Regions from separate parts of the Homo sapiens genome. Here region 2 is linked to region 1. A link is a contact called in ENCODE Hi-C or POLR2A ChIA-PET data. All regions are on one chromosome and are shown on one strand. Each heading gives the region's core, a stretch centred on a gene start or an enhancer-like site at or near the end of the contact. The rest is flanking DNA. Distances are from core to core; before and after follow the strand shown. Region 1 has its middle 34 kb from the start of LINC01871. Region 2 holds the start of LINC01871 (long intergenic non-protein coding RNA 1871).

Region 1 (4,588 bases), core at 1,258-3,757:
CAAAAAAAAAAAAAAAAAAAAAAGAGAACATATTAATATGACACACCTCTATGTGATGTGTCCTAATGCAGTTAGTTTCAGGGCTTAAGTGATTTCTCTCTTTGTTTGGTTTGGTTTAGTTTAGTTGGTTTTACTATCTGTCTAGCTTTTGGATTTATGTGTTCACTACAAGAACAGGTACTATGGTTTGGCTACAAGAGAAGTTTCATATTGCTGATGATATGTTTAATTTTTAAATGACAATTTTATCATTTATATTTTAGGCTTTGGCAACAGATTTATACATTAAGTCTTGAGAATGCAAGGCAAACTTAAAAAGAAATTGCAACCACCTATGTATAATGAATCAGGATATTTTAATCTTGTACAGTCGCAGCAAAAATCCAGGATAAATCAAATGCTAACAATCAGACTGGGCTATCATCCATAACCCTGATTTCAATTAAGCCAAAAAACTGCCTCATTTTGTAATTACTTGATATTATAATAAGAAAATGTTATAAATTTGAGCTTATAAAATATATTTGCATTACAAAATACTGATTTTATCTTTCATCTGCTTTACATTTTACAGATATACCTAATAGCTCATTTGAAAATAGAATCCTCTTTTTTAAAAGTTTGGAAAATATGAAAGGAAACCAATATCAGACCAAGAGTAGTTATTATAATCCATGTGACTTTTCAATAAGTAAAGCAAAAATTGCTGCTATTATAACAACATGTTCATAGCTTCCCCATAGTCATGTTCTAATTAATCATTATTTTAGCTTTTCTCATGTGCCGTGAGTTATTTCCAACTGAACCAGGATTGGGGGTTTTCCCTGGGAAATAACCAGGTATTCATTGCTTCCGTTGTTATATCGATGATTGTAGCATACCAGAGACCACCAAGGCTTACCTCATTCAGGTCAATTTAAATGAAATTCTCATCTCCTACAAATCATTTTATAAGAGATTTTACCTTTTTTCTAACCTTCGCTTTCAAGATACCATATAAAGTCAAATTCTAAAACCTGAAGATTATAGAAGTTTTACCATATAGAGTAAAAGAAATTGGATTTCCACTAGAGTCACTCTGAATTTTATATTCCCAATAGAGATCAATGAAGACTGTATCCCCTCCTAGGAGAAATCATCAGTATTTGGGTGTATCCTTTTGTCACAACCTTTGGGGGTGGGATTTACTGGCATTTGTTTGGATGCCAGATGCCCTCCAATTTATAGGACAATTATGTGCCATAAAAACTTCTCTTTATTTTATGCAACTTTCACATCCCTCACCTGATATTCATGTGAGTGGAAAAGCTTTTAAAAATTATTTGAATCTAGAATTTAATTATAGTTTACAAATAGAAACACACAATTTTCTTTGCACAGCTTTAATACCTACTAATTTTCCAAGAACACCGCTACTTTTTAATTCAAAAGTAGAATATGCTTTGTGTTATTGGGGATTTTACCAACAGCCACAAAACTGAAAAATCACAACCTCACTGAGACACTGCTGGTGATATTTGAGGGCCCTCTGCAACTCCTGTATCATCTGCAATTGTAACTCTCAAATACAAAAGAATTCGGAATTTGGGTCAGAGCATTATGTATCTCCATATACTTATTATTTTATATATTAGTTTCCTTTTATGTCTCCTTAATATTATAGTTAGGTTAAATAGAGAGTTATAGGGCCAGGTGCATTGGCTTATGCCTGTAATCTAAACACTTTGATAGGCCTAGGCAAGAGTATCATGTGAGCCCAGGAGTTCGAGACCAGCCTGGGCAACATAGTGAGATCCTTTCTCTTAAAATCAATAAATAAAAAAATAGTAAAAATAAAATTTGAAAGATAAAAACCAACAAAAAAAGTAGAGAACTTTATACAATTATATATTGATTTTTAACCTCAAACACAGAAATGCAAATGATGGAGTTAAACACACACACTCTTCAGTTTACTGTACATCATTATCACTGGTCATGCGAGATTCTCGTTTCATTATTTATTCACTTTTATCTTCATAATACATTTCTACTTCCCCTTATCAACAATTTTAATATTATATGACGGGTGTCTTTCTTTTTTAAAATGGGTAGTATTGAAATAATTGTCACTGTGTCAGTCTTCTCCCTGTTCTTCTTACATTTTCATTAAGTACCACATTTTTAAGATCTCTCATGAGATTGTAGGACACCAAAGCACCCAAATTGTGCCCCAAACTGCTGCTCACTCCTCCACAATGTCTGTCTACAATTGAACCACCTCCTCCCAGGAAGTCGCAGCTGGCTGGCATCACTAACTGTGTTCAATAAACATCCTTGTGCAAGTCTTCTCATGGATATGTGGAAGGATTTCTGAGGGCTGTGTACGTGGGGAAAGAATTTCTGGAGTTGTAAGATGTATCTATACTTCAGTTGATTGATTACTATCAGGTTGGTTTTCAAAGTGACTGCACCCACCTGTATCCTCCTAGAACATATTCCTGTATTGCACATCTCTGTCAACCTTTGATATGATCATCTTTTACACCCTTTGTGGTTTTCTCAGCAGCCTAATAGGCTTGGAGTCATAGCTTTCTGTATGTCTTGTTTATCTAATTATTAATGACTAAAAAGTTTCTTCATGTGCTTGTTAGGAATTCCTTTTGTAATACAGATATTAATCTCTTGCCAATTTCAGACATTTAAATTATTTTCCCTCTTCTCATTTTGAACAGAAAACCTTAATTTTGAGGTAATCAAATTAACCAATCTTTGCCTCATATTTAGTGCTCTGGAAATTGTTGAAAGTTCTCCCCTTCCCTCAATCACACAGACATTCTCTTCCATTTTTAAATTAATGTTGTGGTTTTGTCATCAGCATATAGGTTGTGCAACACAGCTGTGAGCCACAGTCCTGTTGCTCCCACCCATTCATAGTTTTGATTCCTTTGGCCTGTCTCTCAGCCCTTGCACCAACCCCACCCTGCCAGCATTGCAACAGCTTTGTGAGATGTTGGATGGCTGGCCAATGACAGTGAGCCAATGAGAGTCCATAGAGGTGACCCAAGTTCAGATGAGGCAGCCTCAAGTCCTGAAGAGCTGAGTGCATGTGAGTTGTAAAGATGGACCTGGGTGTTCCTGTCTCCATGGAGTCTTATCTAAGCTCTGTAGCAATGTGGCCCAGGCTCAGACAGCTTGAGCCCCAGGAGACCTCCTGGCCTATCGCCAAGGGCACTAGACAGCAGCTTTGGAGAGCAATGCCAGTGGCTCTGTGCATCTACTCTGTCTTTGAGCTGCAGCAGCTCTGGTGATATGAAATGCAAAAGAAAAATGGATATTGGTGTCCTCAACTCCCTACGGTCACCTCCAAAGAACTAAAGAAGACTCACCTTAAGCTTTTGTGTCAGACCTCTCCTGTGATCCTTCTCACCCTCTCTCTCTGTCCATGTTGTTAAATTCCCTCATTGCTGTTGAAACCACGTTTAGCACATTTTGCTACTTAGGTGCACACTTTGCCACTTCTTGCTTTCTGCCCTAGGGCTTCTCCGTCACTGCCAAGTGGGAGTCGTAAGGCAACTCCCCAGTCTTCCTGATGCCTGGACTAATCTAGAAGTCCGAGAAAGTTCATACCCCAGGGGGCAACCCTTAAACAAAGGAGGATGGAAGATAGTTCATAAATATACCCTTGTCCAACCCTTGCACTGTGGGGGATCCCCCAGGTATCCCCAGTCACCACCGGCAGTAATCAGCTTGGTAAACACCCCTAGTTTACCTCTACTTCCTTTCTTATATTACTCTTTTCCGATTCCACTTTCCAAAATAAGTGACCTGCATCCACACCCTGCCTGAAGCTCTGCTTTTTGGGCTCTACTGGCTAAGACAGAGGCCACTTGATACTGACCTTCATATTTATGTGCAGCCTTGGCCCCTGGCTTATCTGCAGATACATTCCACGATTTGCGTCACATACATCAAATCTAACGAACAATTCCCACTATGTAGCCTAAGTTACACCTGTATTAGATATTGAGGATCTACCAGTGCCAATGAATCATCCTTATCTCCAAGAAACTCTCACTTTAGTGTGGAAGACAGATAGGCAAATGGGCAGTTACAGTGGGGAGGAATCCTTCATGCTGCAATTCAGTAAAGATCATGTTCTTTCATCCTGAGCAACAGTAATTTCCACTCACCTCTGTATGCGGAGAAAGCCTCAGATGAGGCTATTTGCCAATTAGTCAGTTAAAATGGAGAAACAGAACATCTGACCAGTCTGCCCTTAGACAGTACCCATCCACGAGGATATACAGTGTCCCCGCCCCGGGCTCACACAGGCATGATACTTTTGTCCACCAAGGCTCCAGGGCCTCAGCCACACCCTTCGCATTAGAGTAAACAAGAAACTACTATCAACTGTCACATTTCACATTCACAATGAAACCTATTTTCCTGGTAAAAACTCGTCATTATATAGATGAGAAAACAGGCCCAGGAAGGAGGAGGGACTTCCCCAAAGGAAACTTGCAAATTAATAGCGGAGTTTAGACAAGAACCCTTGGCTACTGATACAGCCTTCTTTCTCTGTTTGTTTGTTCATTTCTTCATTCAT
Region 2 (4,587 bases), core at 1,063-3,562, 33 kb after region 1:
CTAATAGGAGGAATCAACATGTTCTTTCCAACAGACCTGTAGCCTCTGATGGCACACAGTGTCACTGAGATCAGCTGGGTGGTCAGGTGTTTGAGCCACCTTGAAACACCAGCAGCTGAGGAAAAGAGCTCCTGCTGCACCTGCTGGGAGCGGTGGGGTTGGGGCTTCCCACTTCCCGAAGCCCTGGAAAAGGGCACCCAGACATTTTACAGAATCCTTGAGATGGAAGGTGAGTTTTCCAGGCCATTCCACAGGTTAAGCCTGCTGGCTGATTCAGCCATACAGGAGAGTTTGCCTGGGAATGGATACCCCAGTGGCTGCTACTTTGACTGATAAAGCAAGCCCAGGAAGATGGTTGAGAATAGTTTGTGCACTCCGATTATCTCTGACATTTTCCCAACTCATAGTTGGAGCAGAGCTATGACAAAGGCATGCATGTTGCTAGTGCAGACATCCTCTTGGCTGTTAAGGGCTGAATTCTGTACCCCCACGTTCATATGTTGAAACCCTAACATCCAATATCTCAAAATGTGCCTGTGGAGACAGGGCCTTCAAAGAGGTTGCTGAATTAAAATTTGGTCATATGGGTGGGCCTAATCCAATCTCACCTGTGTGTTTATAAAAGGAGATTAGAACACAGACACGCCAGGGGGAAGACCATGTAGGGAAACAGGGCAAAGGAACTGCCTGCAAGCAAGAGAGAGGCCACAGAGGGAACCAACTCCGCAGACATTTCGATCTCGGGCTTCCAGCCTCCAGAACTATGAGACAATACATTTCTACTGTTTAGCCACCCAGTCTTCATACTTTGTTACAGGGGCCCTAGCCACCTGTAGACCAGCATAGGGTCAAAAAGCTGTCATGACCAAGTGCCCACACTGGGTCAGCAGTCCCAGAAGCAGTATCAGAATCATCTGTGCAGATAAAACTCTGAAGTCCAAGAAAGAGCCATTGGCACACAAATAAGACCAGAACAAATCAGGGAACCAGGTGATGACCTTTACTGTCAGAGATCCGTGTATACAGTACAGTCAGCTGACAAGAGGGCTCTCAATCGTGGCCACATATTTGAATCACCTGGGGAGCTGTTAAAACCCATGACACTAGGTCACAACCTAGACAAATGAAATCGGAATCCCTGGAGGGTGAGACCCAGGCATCAAGAAGGATTTAAGATCTCTGCAAGATTCAAATAGGCAGCCAAAGTTGAGAACAGCTGGCTTAAAGAGATTACGAGACTTTGTTACAGTATCTCAGCACGGATTACATTTCAATTTAGTTCTTTGCTATTATTCTTATCCTCTGAAATGTTTACACCACACGACGGCCTATCACTGGCTCTGAATTTTATATCATAATCACATAATAGGTTCCTCACTTAAGTTGTAGACATAGGCAAAACTTTTCTTGTTTTTGATGTAAGATAAAGGGAGAGAATGACTGGAGCAAAACAAAAATAAGATAATACAAAATAAGTCATGGGGTGGCATCACATTTTAAGAGTCTTCATTTATGACAAAAGCACAAGCTTATTTGTTGGGGACATAACTTTTGCCATTTTTCCTACCTTGACTGTTTAAGCTCGCAGCAATTTTATAGCTCGCTGTACAGGCTAAGGCTTTTGGTGCCTTTCTTTTTTAAGCTGTGTCAAAATACCTTTAAGGAAAAAAGATGATTTGAAAGGTATAAACCCAACGAAAGTAATAGCACAGTTACAGTTTTTGTGTTTGGGCAGATTTTAAGACATTTCTATGTATTTTTCTGACACAATGGATCCTAAGGACTGCCGTAGACGTAGATTAGTCTGATTTTAGGCCATTGCTTTGCAGCATTATGCAGTTTTTATCTGAAAGACGTTTCAAGAGGGGGAGCTAGTTAGCTAATTAATTAGAGATTGTGACTTAAATTTTTCAGACAAGAGATACTTTCCGAGTTTAAGGAGAACCCGAAGAAAGCTGCGTTTCTGTATCCGTGCCATGGGAAGTCTCCTGTCCTGTTTCCACTCTGCCTTCTCCATAAAGCAGGCTGATTATCAGGGCCCTCACACAAGCCCAGCGTGGTAGCTGATTAAGGCTTGACAAGCAAAAAGCAAACAGGATTTCTAATCATGTGTCTCATAGAAATGGAGCCACAAAAACCCAAAGAATTGCCATTACACCCCAAGTCATGCAATTTAGAGCAACTCAGGAAATAGGTGCACACAAGCAAACCATGTGGTTAAAGCCTTTGGAACTGGTTTGAGCAAAGCTGTAGGTGATTTGACAAAATCATCTGCAAAACCAGATTTCTAACACCTCCCTGCTGTGTATCTCATTTCTGCTGATGTGTGGTGCTTCATAAGATGGGGACGTTAAGCATGCAGCAACTACAGTCATTTGTTCTCAGAGGTGAGTGTTGCAGTTATTTTTATTACTTTTTCTCTTCTTTACTCTATTCCTTGCCTCTCGCCAGACATTCCTTAAACCACCTATCAACTCTCCCCTCACAGTCTTCCTTTTCTGTCTGCATTCTTTTTTTGAACCCAAATCTAACTTAGCTGCTTTTGTGGTTTTTCTATTCACTTTGTCAATTTCTCCCTTGGTTAGAAAATAAATTCCTGTGCACACTCACACCTATGCAAGGGCTGCTCTCAGACATAGCAGGAGGCCAACTTCAGCCTCAGCCTCTTGAGCAAACATTCCCAAGAGGGAAGAGCAACATGGGTGTGTGTGTGTGTGTGTGTGTGTATTGTGTTTATTTGTATGAAATGTCAATAGGGCATACTAATAGCTTGTGAACAAGTATCTATATCAAGATAGACAACCCCAATACATTCGACATGTTGAATATTTAACATGAATCACACATTTCTTGTGAATTGTGAGCAATATAGTTGTACTTATGTGTATAGATATGTGTACATTTATACATGTATATATATAAGGTACTCTCTATAGAGTACCTTATAGCTTACAAAGTGATTTCAAGTACATTTTCTCACTTGACCTAGAAGAGAGAATAAGTAGAATGTGCACATCTTACTCCACAGGGAACCCCTCTTGGAGGCCGGTCTCAGAGCTAAGGTGATAAATGGGGCCAAGAACAGTGGCTGATGCCTGTAATCCCAGCACTTTGGAGGCCGAAGTGGGTGGATCACCCGAGGTCAGGAGTTCGAGACCAGCCTGACCAACATGGTGAAACCCTGTCTCTACTAAAAATATAAAAGTTAGCCAGGCATGGTGGTGGGCACCTGTAATCCCAGCTACTCGGGAGGCTGAGGCAGGAGAATTGCTTGAACCCGGGAGGCAGAGGTTACACTGAGCCAAGATCACACTCCAGCCTGGAGGACAGAGCGAGACTCTGTCTCAGAAAAAAAAAAAAAAAAAAAGATGGTAGATGGAGTGTGACAGTTTGTGTTGGCATTTTGGCTTGGCAGAATTAAAGCCTAAAGTGCAGGGCCAAAAAGAGCCAGATTTGCAGCCTAGCTTCACCACTCCCTAACCATATTGCACTTGGGCATGTTCCTTAATCTCTCTATGTCTCTGAAACAAGAGGAAAAATCTCTTAGAGTTATTTGTGCAGAGTGAGCTACGATGTGTAAAATGATAGCCATTATAGCATGCACGTGAGCATGTACTATTAAACATAAGCAATCATTTGTGAAGCATGTTGAGATGCACATTGTCTAGCACCCCTGAGCCACCTTGGCTGTCCCGTAGCAGTCCCCAAGAGTCCTTTTCTAACATGGTTATGCCAGAATAATTTGGTTAGTTCAGGTGGGGTGAGCACAGTGGGGCAGGAACTGTGTCTAGTGGTTGCTGGGCAGTTTTGCACCTGGAGCTAGCACAGTCAGTTTTGTTGCACAAATGTGTGCCAAGCACTTTTCATAGGTCAGAAGCTAGAGAATAGTGTGCTTGTAAGCAAGCAATGAGAAATAAGATGGGAGCTCTTATTGGGGTTCCCTAGCTTCACCATCTTCAGTAACTTCCATCTTTGGTTCTGGCGGGCTTTTCTGAAGGACAGAACAGAAGCCCATGATAAAGGTGGGGTTGAGAATTCAAAAGAGATCTTTAGAAGTAGAACAGGGCCAGGGCCCATGTTAAGATTGAACTTTAAGGCCAGGCACGGTGGGCTCACACTTGTAATCCAGGAACTTTGGGAGGCCAAGGTGGGAGAATTGCTTGAGGCCAGGAGTTCAGGACCAGCCTGGACATCATAGTGACCCCCTATCTCTGCTAAAATAAAAATTTAAAAAAATTAGCCAGGCATGGTGGTGCACATCCATAGTCCCAGCTACACAGGAGACTGAAGAGAAAGGATCACTTGAGCCCAAGAAGTTGAGGCTATAGTGAGTTGTGATCATGCCACTGCACTCCAGCCTGGGGGACAGAGCAAGACACTGTCTCCAGAGACAGAGAGAGAGAGAGAGAAATGAAACTTTGGGAAGGAATGAGAGTGATCACCAGGTAGTGCTTCTGAGGAAGCTTGCTCTGATGGAGCTGACAAAGTGCCTTTATCTACTATGGATTAAGCATTACAACCCCAAAATCCAAAATCTGAAGTGTTCATAAATCCAGAATTTTTTGAGCAGTTACATGACACTCAAAG

The links. Hi-C counts contacts between places; a loop is a spot of excess contacts on that map. ChIA-PET counts read pairs that join two places held with the same protein, here RNA polymerase II (POLR2A). Pooled maps may share reads with other maps.
Region 2: a map of naive thymus-derived CD4-positive, alpha-beta T cell shows a loop between it and region 1 (5-fold over the local background). The contact joins the promoter of LINC01871 here to the enhancer-like site in region 1. A Hi-C loop is called at or near these places in 1 of 168 maps with a recorded cell type or tissue (naive thymus-derived CD4-positive, alpha-beta T cell) and 6 of 50 pooled maps. POLR2A ChIA-PET finds 5 or more read pairs at or near these places in 8 of 52 experiments (BJ, activated CD4-positive, alpha-beta T cell, activated CD4-positive, alpha-beta memory T cell and 4 more).

Annotation. Positions count from the first base shown.
Region 1 is chr2:7,689,909-7,694,496 of GRCh38, forward strand. No RefSeq gene overlaps it. Among named protein-coding and RNA genes, the nearest start is that of LINC01871, 34 kb to the right of the region's middle. Within about 2 kb of position 2,508, at least 2 of the 41 ENCODE cell types and tissues checked have a DNase peak (open chromatin) inside an H3K27ac peak, as active enhancers do.
Region 2 is chr2:7,723,467-7,728,053 of GRCh38, forward strand. It overlaps LINC01871 (long intergenic non-protein coding RNA 1871), which reads left to right and starts at 2,313. Exons shown (of 2, transcript NR_183384.1): 1 at 2,313-2,387.